Linked DNA regions of Homo sapiens: region 2 is linked to region 1. Evidence: chromatin contacts called from ENCODE Hi-C or POLR2A ChIA-PET data. All regions are on one chromosome and are shown on one strand. Each heading gives the region's core, a stretch centred on a gene start or an enhancer-like site at or near the end of the contact. The rest is flanking DNA. Distances are from core to core; before and after follow the strand shown. Region 1 holds the start of SCIRT (stem cell inhibitory RNA transcript). Region 2 has its middle 16 kb from the start of MRPS18A.

Region 1 (7,066 bases), core at 1,964-4,463:
AAGACATAGTGTCCCAAGTAGTATCTAATTTCATATACTTTAGGTAGTTCTATTCCATTTCCAAAGGTTTAGAATACCGCCCCACCTCAACCCCCAGGAAACTGGGGAGCACTCCCTCCACTACACACACTTGGGACACGAAGGACAGACCCTGGTTGGGGAGGCACTTAGGTGTCCCTTCCTTAGGGGCTTTATCTCTCACTTCCCCTCCTGGGTTGGAGGCTCCTGTGACCCCCTCGCCTGGGCAGGTCCCCATGCAGGGTAGAGCACTTGGAGGCCTCTGTAAACATGGGTTACAGGAGAGAGGGGGCAAGAGGCCACAGCTGGGGTACATAAGGAAACCCCTCTGTGGGCCCCCTTACTCAGAGAAGTCTCAGGAGAAACCCTTTCCCCCACCCCCAGTCCTGGCACCAAGCTGGAGAAAGACAAAATGGCTTGTGAAGGCATCTGTCTGCCCTCCAGGGTGGCTGCCAGGGGGGCAGCCATGATGGCTGGCCTGGTGTGGGTGCCTTTGTGTGCCATGACTGGGTGTCTGTTTCTGCAGTCACTAGGCGCTTGTTCTGTGGGGTGAGGGGTGTGGGGGTGGGGGCACGGCCTATGGCAGGGCACGTACGTGAGGCTGGGCACGAAAAGCCTCACCCACCTCCTGCCAGGTACAACCAGCTGCTGGGGCCAACTGCCGACCGCCTCCTCCCTTCCCTGGGCACGGCCAGGCCGGGGGGCAAATGACTTGGCAGGCACCTCCCCTCAGTTGGACCCACTAGGGCAGGGCCGGCTCACCTGGGGCACAGGCAGGGCTCCTGGCTGGGTGGGTGTTCTGCCAATCCCTTCCCCAACTCCTAAAGTGGGAGGGTGGTGGTGAGGCCAGGGAAGGGGCGCAGGTCAGAGATATGCCCCCTCTCCTCTCCCAGACTGTGCATGGGTAAAGCAGGGCAGAGAGGGGCTGGTGGAGGGGCGGGAAGTTTCTCTGTTTAGGGCCAGGAAATGATTTCCATGCAAATGAGATGCAAACTCCTTAATGAGTTTGCAATTAGGAGACCAAGGCTGCCAGGCCGGGCAGCGCCTGCAGGTTTTATGAATGGGCCAGCGTAGGCGGGGGGGAGGGGGCGCGCCGGCCCGCCCCCACATTTCCCTGCCGCGGCGCCCGCGACATGCCGCGCCGCACGTTGCTGCCTCCAGGCCCCGCCGCGACCTGGCCCACCGCCAGCGGGTCAGCTGCTCCGGACGGCGCGGGAGGCTGCCGGCCAGAGTCCCCGCCACGCCGCCGGCCGGCGACGCAAAGGAGCCGACGACACTCCCCCTGGGGCCCGGCAGGGGCTCTGTCCTCGGGCCCCCTTTTTTCCCGGTTATTGGAATGATTTCCCGAAGCAGGAAGGCCAGAAGTTAGCCTTCAGGCCCCGTTGTATTTAAAATGGGCTGCCCTGGGACTTCACTGACCAAAGGAGGGGGCTGGGCCCCTAACTTGGGTGACAGCAATGACCTTGGGAGGGATGGAATTATACGTGACAGGAGAGGGACCAGTTCCCATCCCAGAGCTCCTTGCACCTCTCCAATTCCCTCATGCCAGTCCACACCTCCCTAACCTCAAAAGGCCTGTTCCCACCACCCCAGGGCACCTGCTTTTTCTGCAGAGCCACCCTAGTCCACTTTGGGTCTTGCTCTGACCTGGGGCCCAGGAGAGGGTCTCCTAAGTGGGTGGGTACACACAGGTTTGCTGTGGTCCAGAAGGAGGCTGACCAGAGTTTGAGAGTTTGAGCCCAGTTAGGTCACAGCCCCCTACCTCCTCCCCTCCCCTCTCCTCCCCCTGTCCCCGCCCTGCCCCATTGCTTTCAGAGTAAATTAACTAATTACCTCCAATTAAAGCACCTGGCTCTCTGTATCCTCCTAGGCCTTCAATCACTGCTTCTGGGAGTCCTCTTCATCCAGGCAGGGTCTGGAAGGGGGCCTGACCAGTAAGTTGGAAGTCAGTGAATCAATGAAGTGGGGCGGGGAAGACAGGATGGAGGAAGCCCACAGTGCCATTTACTGCTTGGGAGTGGTCCAGGCAGCCAGGACCTCTGACTTGGCCAGCTTGCAGACTGAGGTTGGGTCTGGGGACTTGGGCCCTAGGGGGGCCTGTGAAGGCTGGGAGCAGGAGCTGCCTTTGGAGGTTAAGTCCCTGGTGAAGGGCCTGTGCAGATGTGTGCAGATGTCAAGGCCCTGAGGGTGACCCTAGAAGCCCCTCAGCAGGAGAAGCAACTTGAGGGTCAGGTCCTAGAAGCTAGCAGTTCTTGGCACCTGCTGCCTCCCTCACCCAGCAGGCAGGGAGAGACTCCAAATGCCTGTAGGCCCAACCAGTCCCTCCTGTCTTTAACCCCAGCTGGCTCCTCCTGCTGCTCAGGAAGTGAAAACCCCTCCATTCTTTTCTCCGGGCCCCCTTGGTGGCCCCCAGGCACAGGCCCAACACTAGCTCTGCCCAGCACTGTCCTGGCCCACCCCACGTGTAGGACGTGATGGGGAGGATACCTGGTGGCAGGAGGCAGACTGATGGATTGTTGACCTGGGTCTCACCTCTGGACGAGCTGGCCATTCCTGGGGACTGGGCAGGGTCACGCCAGGCTGTGACTCAGGCCCCTGCCCCACCATGCCAGGGACCTGGGCTTGGGCCATCCTCTGTGTATGTGGGGTGGGGTGGAGCAGAGGTTTGTCAATTGGAGGCTTCTCTTTGGGGACACCTCTCACAGCCCCAGGGAGCCAGACTATGACTAGAAGGATCAGGGTTTCCATGGCTGCTCCTCCCCACCCACCACCCCAATAGAGGCTGACAGGAAGGACTCCCAAGCAGGGCACAGCAGCCATATGAGTTAGTGGGTGTATGAGCCATCCAGGACAGGGGTAGGGCTCAGCACACAGGAAGGGCCACTCCTGGGGTGTCCTGAGCCCCTATCTGCCAGCTCGGCTTGTCTCCCTAGGCCCATGGAAAGCTGGCTCAAAACTCCCCACCTCCAGGAAGGCGTCACCATGCCTCGCTTGTTTGTGGCCAGCCCAGCGCTGCTCTCAGCTCCCACTTTTCACTTGTTTCTCTGCCTCTTGTCCCCTTTCCCAGATCCACCAAGCGTCTATGGGCAGACTGTTTTTTCCTGCACTTCCTAGTGGCCAGCAGAGGGCGCCGCCAAAAGACTGAGGCCACCACGGAGGGAACAGGAGAATCGGCTTTTTGGGGTCTAGCCACTGTGCAGAGCCCAGGCGCGTGGGTCGGTGTCGGGTGTGTGTGTACGTCTGTGTGTGTAATGAAACTGGACGCCTTCCTTCCCGGCGATCTTGACTTAACCTGTCAGCAGAGGGCTTGAGGTTAGACCACAGGTTGAACCTAGGTGGCTGCTGGAGAGGTAAGCCCAGGTGGCTCTTGGCAGGAAGAGGAGGATGAGTGAGTTGCTCCCTTCTAGCAACCCAAATGGGAAGGGACAACGGAGGTTGCCAGCTTTCCTCCCTGACCCTGGAAGAAGGGTTGGGAGGGGTTGCACAGAATAGCTGGTGTCCCACCCTGTGGGAGGAACTGCTATGGACATCTGGGCCACATCTGGTTTCCTGGCAAGGCAGGGAGCTGGTCTGTTTGGAATTCTTGGTCCACCGCTTGGTGGTCCCTCACCATTACATTCTAGGAGGACCCTTTACAAACAGGTGTATAGGGCGCAGCCCTGTAATGCGAGTGAGTCCACAGCAACCTAGTCGTGGTCACACTCCTTTGGAAGTGGCCCTAGGGGCCTGGGCAGCAGCCTGCTCCTCTGCGCCACTCGACCTTTCTGTGGCCATGTTGGAGTCTGCATGCTGAGATGCTGCCCTTTCCCCTTGGAAATGCTGGGAAATGTGCTCTGGTGTCCATCCTGGCCATGCCTCTTCCTCCAGGTGGGGTAAGAGATGAAAAGAGGAGTTAGTCTGCAGTACCTCTTAGGGACCCCACCCCATGAAAGGCGGAGTGGGGAAGTGCTTGCTGTTGGGTCACCTCCACGAAAGCTTGGGAATGCGGTTGGGACGGGTAGCGGGAGGAGGGGTCAGCAGGAGTGGTTCTTTCTTGGGTCTGGATTCTGGGTTTTGGGGACGAGACAACACGGAGGAAACCCCTCTTGGTCGGCTTGGTTCCAGGAGGCTCAGGCCGGGAGATGGCCGTAATGGCCTCGCAGAAAGAAGCGGGAGCGGGGGAGGGGGAAGGCTGAGCATCGAGCCCACCCGGACTCTCCCTCTGTCCTCCCCGCTGCGGGGGCCCACCCCTTCGCCCCCACCCCTCTATCTCCAGGGCCGCCGCGGCCCCTCCCCGAGACCTGGGCGCCGCCTCCCCCTCCCCTCCTCCTCCCCCTCCCACCCAGCGCTGCAGCTGCTGCCGACGGACCATTCTGCACGTAGCGAATGGAGGAGACGCACAAGGGAGGCCTCAAGTGCGCGCGCGCGGGAGCCGGAGCGGCGCGGGCGGGGGAGCGGCTGCGGGCGCGCGTGCGCGTGCGGCGCCGGCTTTGATCGCGCGCGCCGAGCTCCGGAGCGCGCTGCTCTTCTGAGCGCCGGGGTTGGGGATGCTGGGCGGTGAGCCTCCGTACCCTCTCCACTCCGCGCACGCTCTGTTACCCCTCCAGCAAACCCCGCCTCCAGCCAGGACCCTTTTCAGTTGCCACCCCAATAGTACTGTCCTCTGCGCGTAGTAGGGTCTTCTGTTACGGTGTGCCGGGTGACGGATTGTACAGTCAGCCAGGTCCTGGGCTAGGGTTTCACAGAGTTCAGAACATGCCCGTGTTCATGACCATATAGTTTCACTTTTGCCCCAGGATCTCTCAGCCTGGAGGCCCTCACCCGCCTGCCTCTGCTGCACCTCAAACCTAGGCAAGCCCCATAAAGCCCCTTATAAGGGCTTGGGAAGAAAAAACAAAGGAGTGCTTTGACTTTTATTTCCTCTGGGATGGGGAACTCCCAAGGGAGTTCATTTCCCTTTCACCCCCTCCTATGTTACCTGCACAGCTCCTACTCCCTGGGGTGTCCAGGACTCTGCTGGGCCCTGCCCACACCACTGACAAAGGTGTGGTATGGTAAGCACAGAGTCTGCGTCCTGGGACAACCCAGGGAGTACAGGGAGGCTGTGTCAGGCTATGGCAGGCAGGGCCTTCATCTTGGAGGTGTCTCCTGACTTCCAGGGGCACTCTCTTCACTTCCTGAATCCCTGATCAGGAAGGGGATTGGCAAGTGGCTGGCCTGCCACCTGGGCCACTGGCAAGTGGGTGGCCGGGGGGGGGGGGCTGTCTTCCTTCCCTGGATGGGCTACGTTGGCACCTCATTCCACCTTCCTCACTGTGCATCCTGGCTCTCCTGGCTAGGTGGGCATTGGGCAAGACAGGTGACAGGGCCTTGCAAAGGGATGTCTGAATAGGGTCGGTGGTGTTTTGAACCTCCCTGTGGGAGTGAACTGAAGGGGACTGGTCTGTGGAATGTGCAGGTGGAGGTAGCTGAGAGCTCTTTGTCACGTACTAACTTAAACTGGCCCCAGTTGTTTGACCCCTCTGAGCCTCAGTTTTCTGTGTAATGGGAGTACAGCATTCACCCAGCGGGGCTGTTGAGGATTAAAATATAATCTGCCTATAACATGCCTCATATGTTGGAGGCATGTATGAGGTAAACCTTTTTTTATTATTGTGTTTGAACTGGCTGAAAGTCTGGGGACATTTCCCTCAGCTTTGTTTCCATGGATAGAGTGAATTCAAATCCCGGAGCTGGCAGCTCCTTGGAATTTGAAGGTGGGCTTTGAGAAAACTGTAAAGAGGCCAGTAACATGTCATGTTTATGTCACCATCCAAGAATGAACCATTTCATACTAGTTTTCCAGACATTAATATCTGAAACCTTAAAAAGAGATATTTTGGATAGGAATCACTAGTGGATATTACACGCTTTCCGGGCTTTTAATCAGAGGTTACAGAACATGTGAGTCTTCATGACTCAGGGTTGTGGTTACAAGGGTCCATCAGTATCCTGGTTGTAATACAGTGAAAATCCAAGGCCTTTTTTGGCCCCACACCAACGGCTCATTCCATGAAGGCTACATTTTCGTAGTTCTTGTGTCTACTTTTATAGTACTTTATCACTTCATCAACTCTCTCCGTATAAACTATCACTTCTGTTACCATCACTTTGCCTGCCTCCAGGGCAGACCACCAAACCCACCCTATTCTCAACTTGTTTCTGTTTGGCTGTGGGCTGAGATGTCCGAAAATCACATCTGTTGGAAGATGTGAAAAACAACGAGATCTTTTGAACTTGACAAATTATATTAAAGTTCATCTGGAGAAATAAACATGCAAAAAGAGCTTGGAAAATCCTGAAAAAGAAGTATTATAAGGGACGACTAGTGCTACTAAAATGTTGTAGAAAGCTCCAATAATAAAATAGTTGGGTACTGGCACAAGAACAGACAGGCAGATCAAAGGAGCAGAGTAGAGGCCAGACACACACCCGTGAACAAATGGAAATTAAATATATGATAAAATGACATTTTAGATCAGAGGAGAAAAGATGAATTATTCAATCAAATTGGACAACTGGTTAGCTGTTAAGGGGGAAAAAAAAGAAATCCAGCTCCCCACTTCATCTCTTATTCTGAAATAAATCCCGATGGAGTGAAGATTTAAATGTAAAAAGGAAACCATAAAATTACTAGAAGAAAACATCTGAAAGTCTAAAAGTGTATGTTCTTGGATTGGGGAAAGTTTGACACAAAACCTAGGAGTCACAAAGGGAAAGAATTTTTTAAAATTGGCTGTATTAAAATATGACGTAGGGTGTTGTGTTACATGCCTGTAGTCCCAGCTCCTTGGGAGGCTGAGGTGGGAGGATAACTTGAGCCCAGGAATTTGAGGCCAGCCTGGGCACCACAGTGAGACTCCATCTCTGAAAAAAAAATGTGTTTTTAATGTAATATCCTGAATTCTAAAGACAACCGTCTGGAAAAAATATTTTTAACATAGATGACCGATGAGTTTTTACAAGTCAATAAGGAAAATAAAAACGAATAGAAAAATGGGCAAAGCACATAAACCGGTAAGGGGATACT
Region 2 (7,066 bases), core at 2,903-5,402, 370 kb after region 1:
TGACTTACCCTTTCCTGTAACACCCAGTAGGAAGGCTGGTGCCCCCACCCATAGACTGTGGAAGGTGCCAAGCCCTTCTCAGCGCTTCTGAGGGCTAAACCTGGGGGTTCTCCCAAGCCTTTCCTCACGGAAGCCCTCTGCTTTATGGCAATCTGCCCCTAAGCCCACATCTATGCGTCAGACTTTCCTGAAGGTTCACTGTATGGTGGGAAACCGCAGCACAGAGCAGGAAGCAAGTTCAACACCAAGGTGAAACAACAGGAGTCCGGGTAAATAAACCCTGGTACGTCTACATAGTGGAACACCGTGCAGCTGTAAAAAATCACAATAATGAGGGGACAGTTGGCACTGGGAAGATGGTAGCTGGGTTCAAAACCACGGAACCTCTGGTAATTACAGGAGATTTCTGAAAGAGATCTGCCTTGCTGATGAAAGAGAACTTGGTGAATTCAGAACCACAACTGTCAACACAGGTTCAATTAGTACTGCAGTCGGTTCTCCTTTAGTGAAGCTGGGAAATACTACAGTAATGTGTAAGGTTAAAGCAGAGTTTGCAGCACCATCCACAGATGCTTCCATAAAGGATCTGTGGCTCCCACTGGGGCTCTGCCACCCTTGTGTTCCACTGAGATTTCAGTCTGGACCTCCTGGAGAAGAGATCCAAGCCACTAGCCAGATCACTGAAGATATCACTGAAAATTCACAGATAATTCAGAAAAGGAATTTATGCATTTCTCCAGGAAAGCGTGCTTGAATTCTATGCTATGATCTCATTCGCCTCTCTCATTTGCCTATTATGGAAGCATTTTGGATGCCTGCACATTTGCTTTGTAAGCAGCTTTTTAAAATGTACAGTTGCCTGAAGTTGCTAGAAAGAGACTATTTTAGCAGAAGTTAAGAAGAGAAGTTATTTGAATACTAGAACTTACCCAGCTGCAACTTCCTTTGCCGTGTTTGATGACACTTTGCTCATAGCTGACCTGACTGGAGAGGAGGAACATCTGGCAACTGGAATCTTAATAACAGTAATGGAAGAGGAAGCAGGCTCTGGTGTCCTCACCAAGCAGGTAAAAGTGGGCTGACTGGAGCTAGACTCCAGGACTAGATGAACCGAGCTGTTACAAGACACAAAGCTATTTAAAATGCAATGGATGAAGTAAATAGTATGAAACCCGAAGAAATGACCACCACATTTTCAAAGCAGATTTGTAAAAATTGTATTTGTTACACTGTGCACAAAACTTTTATACTATTAGCTGGGCGTGATAGTGCACGCCTGTAGTCCCAGCTACTCAGGAGGCTGGGGCGGAAGGGTTGCCTGAGCCCAGGAGGCAGAGGTTGCAGTAAGCCAAGATCTGCACTCAGACACTGTCTCAAAAAAAAAAAAAAAGAAAATTTTATACTCAATAAATATCAAACTACATTCTTCTGAAATATAGTTCTAGTATTTCTAGATGTTTCTAGTGTTTATGGTCACTTCACACATATATTATGTACAGTGAAACCATTTTTTTTTTCCTTTTCTTTCTGAGGCAGGGTCTCGCTCTGTCACCCAGGCTGGAGAGCAATGGCTTAGGCAAACCAACCCTAGTATGTTAAACCATTTCCCTGTTATTATTTAAAAACCATAGGATTGTGCTTCTCTATAAAGTGTGTACATTTAGCAGTGTAAAATACTGACACATTAAAAAACAAAAACAGAGGCCGGGTGCAGTGGCTCATGCCTGTAATCCCAGCACTTTGGGATGCCGAGGCAGGCAGATCACCTGCGGTCAGGAGTTTGAGACCAATCTGGCCAACATGGCGAAACCTCGTCTCTACTAAAAGTACAAAAATTAGCCAGGCGTGGTGGTAGTGTGCCTGTAATCCCAGCTACTCAAGAGGCTGAGGCAGGAGAATTACTTGAACCCGGGAGGCGGAAAAGCTTGCAGTGAGCTGAGATCATGCCATTGTACTCCAGCCTGGATGACAGAGCGAGAATCCATCTCAAAAAAAGAAAAAGAAAACAAAACAAAACTAAACAAAAAAAAAACAGAAAAAATAACGAGGAAGCTCTTGCTGCTCATGGTATGCTCACTAAGTAAATACAGTGCTAAGCAAATGCTGAGTAAATACAAAGCTAGGTGCAGAATACTGTGAATGGCATATTTACCAAAGAAAGGGGGAGGGTGTGGGAGTGGGGGAAGTGAAAACATGTTGATATACATTTGCTGCGTATACCTAGAATATCTCTGGGAAACCACATAAGAATCTGGTGAGGGGAGAAGGGGAGGGAGACTTTTCATTATATATACTTTCACACTCTTAAAATTTTAAAAGGCCGGGTGCGGTGGCTCACGCCTGTAATCCCAGCACTTTGGGAGGCCGAGGTGGGCGGATCACGAGGTCAGGAGTTCGAGACCAGCCTGACCAACATAGTGAAACCCTGCCTCTACTAAAAACACAAAAATTAGCCGGGCGTGGTGGTGCGTGCCTGTAATCCCAGCTACTCAGGAGGCTGAAGCAGGAGAATCGCTTGAACCCGGGAGGCAGAGGTTGGAGTGAGCCGAGATCATGCCACTGCACTCCAGCCTGGGCAACAGAGTGAGACTCCATCTCAAAAAAAAAAAAAATTAAAATATGAAAATATACCACTACAAACAAAAATGCTTTTTAAAAATCAAGATGAGGCTTAATTCTGCCTGGAGATTTATTTGATGGTAGTCCTCACCCACTGGCCCTCTTCCGAGGGCCCCATCTCCACTCCTCTCTGGCCAGTTGTCTCAGAGATAGATGCCAGCTTCCTCAAATCTTATGCAAAATTATCACTGTCTTGACTTCATCTTCACATAGTCAAGCCATGCCTTTTTCGCACAAAGGGCCCATTGCTGTGATTTCCCCACAAAAGAATCATTTCCCCAAGAGGAACCATGCCATGTCCCTAGAAAGCAGAAAGAGTGACAGTATCCTCTGTATTAAACAGCCCTGAAGTGTTTCTGCCAGGTCTGTTTCCATGCTTGCCTCTTCCGGCCTGGATTGTGGGTCTTGAGAGCAAAAACCTGTTTTATGCATCTCTGGGTCCCCGGCTTCATAGGTGATTCCAAATGCACCACATCCCTTCTTCAATGCCTGGCACAGCATGGTTCACACAGAGGACCCCTAGTAAATGTTTACCAGGTTGAGTCGCTTTGGTGAGGTGTGTGAACATGGAGAGATAAGACAGAGGGTGGAAGTTGGGCCAGATCTGGAGCAGAGCCAGAGGGTAATTAATAAAAACAGCTCACATTTATTGAGCATTTTACTACTTGCCAGGTGCTCTTCTCAATGCCTTTCTGCATTAGCTCATATAATCTTCACAACAACCCTACCAAGCAAGTTCCATTATTATCCCCATTGTACAGATGAGGAAACTGAGGCACAGAGCGACTAAGAAACAGTGTGTTGTTCAAATACTGTCATGTTCTATGGGTGCCATGATGTATCTGTGGCTAGGAAGTAGTTTTCTAGAACGTGGCTTTAAATTAGACTCACTCGGGGATCTTCTAAAACTCCTGATGCTCAGGCCACAAACTACACCAATTAAATCAGCATCTCTGGAGGATGAAATTGTCAATGGTAGTTTTTAAAGCTCCCCGAAAGATTCCAAAGCGCAACTGAATTTGGGAACTAGGGATCTGGGCCAAATCCTTTAATCCTTTATAATTAACGCACATGGAGATGTCACGGCGCAGAGAGAAGTGATTGCACAGGGGCACACAGGAGGGCAGTGGCTGAACCTCTGTCCTCCAGTGCCCAAGGTAGGTCTTCTTCTGCACCCCCAGCCCCTTCCTCCATGTTGCTGTAGGCACTGAGCTGGCAGGCTGCTAGGCCCACATGGATCTTACAGGTCTTGGCTCAAGGCTGGCTTGGAGGAAGATCCCCAGGACAGGCTAACTGATCCCCCTCATCCCAACGTGCCCCCATTCAAGCAGCTCCACAGGCTGGATGCCTTAGGGCAGAGCCCAACCTGGAAATTCTCCAGGCTTGGACACCACCCTGGATTTAGACAGAGCTCAGGGAGACTCAGGATGGGTGGGGCTTGGGGCAAAACACCACGGGAGTTGTGCCACAGTCACAGGCAAAAGAGCCGGGGCAGGCCCAGAGGCTAATTTCCCTGACCCCGCCCTGTGGGGCCTGTGTACTCCCCTCCTCCTCTCCCCACCCTCTGATGACGCACTGACCCCGGCCCTCCCCCTCAGTTCCCTCACCCCTCATTGGGAGGTGACGGAAATTCATTTCTGGCGGCCTGAGGGCTGTCAGCAACTTGTTTTCATTCTAGGGTCTGGCTGGTCCAGATAGGTCCATCCGGGCCCTATGTCACACAGGGGACACACACACAAACACACACACACACACACACACACACAAACACACACATTCACACACCCCAAACAGAACCTCTGGAGGAAAAGAAGGGAGGCACTCCAGGGGTTCTGAGTCACGGGATTCAGGGCATTCATAGCCAAATGCCACTCTTGGGAAAGCGGTGGAGCAGTTCACAAGGAAAGTCAAAGAGGCTGGACAGGGAACCAGTTCTCCTGTAGTCTTCCTCCGCTCTCCTCTAGCCCAGTGGTTCTCAACCCTGGCTGCACATAGAACCATTTAAGGAGCCTTTAAAAAACGCTGCTGCCTGGGCTCCAGCCCTGAGAGAGTTCAATTCAACTGTTCTGTTTAACTCCGGGGAGAGGCCAGGCCATCATCTTTTAATTCCCTGGTTGATGCTGATGAGCAGCCAGGAATGAGAGCCCTTGCTGATGGAATCATCCAGGCAGGATGGATTCACTCCCAATCTCACTGGGCAGATGGTCAGGGGAAGAGTCTGCCCTTTCTGTTGGAGAGGGGAGGGAGGTGTTGCAGGCAATATACCCCAAGACCTCATCTTCATGTCCATCATCAACACAATTCAGTAAAATGGTGGTTAAAGAACAGGAGCAGGTGCTCATTCTGGCTCTCCCCTTTCGTCACCTCGGACAAATTACTTGGCTTGTCAGAGCCTCAATTTCTTCATTCATAAAATGGAGAGAATAGTTGCCACCTAGGAGGTACTTGTGACAATTAAATGATTAAGTCTACACAGTCCTGAGCACATAATAAGCAATCAATAAAAAATAGGCTTTAATAATAAAAAAATGAAAGCCGGTTTGTACACCTATGTTCATAGCAGCTTATTCACAACAGCTAAAAGGCAGAAGCAACCCAAGTGCACATAAGCAAAATGTGGTTCGTACATGCAATGGAATATAACCTTAAAAAGGAAGGGAATGGCCAGGCGCAGTGGCTCACACCTGTAATCCCAGCATTTTGGGAGGCCAAGGTGGGTGGATCACTTGAGCTCAGGAATTTGAGACCAGGCTGGGCAACATGGTGAAACCCCATCTCTACAAAAAAATACAAAAAGTAACGGACATGGTGGCACATGTCTGTAGTCCCAGCTACTTGGGGGGCTGAGGCAGGGGGATCACTTGAAACCGGGAGGTGGAGGCTACAGTGAGCAAGATCATGTCACTGCACTCCACCCAGCCTGGGGGACAAAGTGAGACCCTGCCTCAGAACAAAAAAAAAAAAAGGAAGGGAATTCTGACACTTGCTGCAATATGGATGAACCTGAGGACATCATGCTAAGTGAAATAAACCAGTCACAAAGAGACAAATACTGAGTGATTCCCCTTATATGAGGCACCTAGAGTCATCAAATCCAGAGACAAAGTGAAAGCGTGGTGCCAGGGAAAGGGGAAGAAGAGGGAATGGGGAATTTGTGTAAATTAATGCAGAGTTTCAGTTTTATAAGATGAACAGAATTCTGGAGATAGAAGGTGGGGATGGTTGCCTAACAATATGAATTTTTTTTGTTTTGTTTTGTTTTGTTTGTTTTTTTGAGATGAAGTCTCACTGTGTCACCGAGGCTGAAGTGCAGTGGCGCAATCTCGGCTCGCTGCAACCTCTGCCTCCCAGTTCAAGCAATTCTCCTGCCTCAGCCTCCTGAGTAGCTGGGATTACAGGCACCCGCCACCACGCCCGGCTAATTTTTTTTTTTTTTAGATGGATTCTTGCTCTGTTGCCAGGCTGGAGTGCAGTGGCACGATCTTGGCTAACTGCAACCTCTGCCTCCTGGGTTCAAGCAATTCTCCCGCCTCAGCCTCCTGAGTAGTTGGGATTACAGGCACGTGCCACCACGCCCAGCTAATTTTTGTATTTTTAGTAGAGACGCAGTTTCACCGTGTTGGCCAGGATGGTCTCGATCTCTTGACCTTGCGATCCTCCCGCCTCGGCCTCTCTAAGTGCTGGAATTAAAGGCATGAGCTACTGCACCCAGCCAATTTTTTGTATTTTTAGTGGAGACAGGATTTCACCATGTTGGTCAGGCTGGTCTGGAACTCCTGACCTCAGGTGATCCACCCACCTTGGCCTCCCAAAGTGCTGGGATTACAGGCGTGAGCCACGGCGCCCAGCCATATGAATGTATTTAATACTACTAGAGCTATACATTTAAAAATGGTTAAGATGGGCTGGGCGCGGTGGCTCATGCCTGTAATCCTAGCACTTTGGGAGGCCAAGGCAGGCAGATCACCTGATGTTGGGAGTGCAAGGCCAGCCTGACCACCATAGAGAAACCCCATCTCTACTAAAAATACAAAAAATCAGCCAGGCGTGGTGGTGCATGCCTGTAATCCCAGCTACTTGGGAGGCTGAGTTAGGAGAATCGCTTGAACCCGGGAGACGGAGGTTGCAGTGAGCCAAGATTGTGCCATTGCACTCCAGCCTAGGCAACAAGAGTGAAACTCCATCTCAAAAAAAAAAAGTTAAGGTGGTAAAATTTATGCATATTTTGCCACAATTTTTAAGTTGGAGAAAGAAATAAAATAAATAAAAGACAAAATTAGCAATCCAGTTGCCCTGAGTGACTCTGTACTCCTAGAAAAGAGTGGACATATGGCCCTGGCTTCAGGCCTCCCCTTCTGAGATAGACACCAGGGGACAGATGCTCAATGAATGAACTCAGGATTTATGCTGATAATAAACAGGAAATAATAGATCGGTTTAAATATTT

What was found. A loop is a pair of places that touch in the nucleus more often than their neighbours do. ChIA-PET counts read pairs that join two places held with the same protein, here RNA polymerase II (POLR2A). Pooled maps may share reads with other maps.
Region 2: a loop to region 1 is called in a pooled map, with 2.5 times the contacts of the local background. The contact joins the enhancer-like site here to the promoter of SCIRT in region 1. A Hi-C loop is called at or near these places in 1 of 168 maps with a recorded cell type or tissue (thyroid gland), 5 of 37 single-sample maps with no recorded cell type and 5 of 50 pooled maps. POLR2A ChIA-PET finds 5 or more read pairs at or near these places in 5 of 52 experiments (A673, HEK293, WTC11 and 1 more).

Annotation. Positions count from the first base shown.
Region 1 is chr6:44,070,799-44,077,864 of GRCh38, reverse strand. SCIRT (stem cell inhibitory RNA transcript) reads left to right here and starts at 3,213. Exons shown (of 5, transcript NR_125864.1): 1 at 3,213-3,368. RefSeq lists enhancers at 2,133-2,202, 3,323-3,582, 4,603-4,702, 4,743-4,802 and silencers at 4,093-4,352, 4,443-4,522.
Region 2 is chr6:43,700,042-43,707,107 of GRCh38, reverse strand. It overlaps the pseudogene EXOSC8P1. Among named protein-coding and RNA genes, the nearest start is that of MRPS18A, 16 kb to the right of the region's middle. RefSeq lists a silencer at 4,017-4,116 and an enhancer at 3,219-4,204. Within about 2 kb of position 4,152, at least 29 of the 41 ENCODE cell types and tissues checked have a DNase peak (open chromatin) inside an H3K27ac peak, as active enhancers do; they include thyroid gland, where a contact is called at or near this core.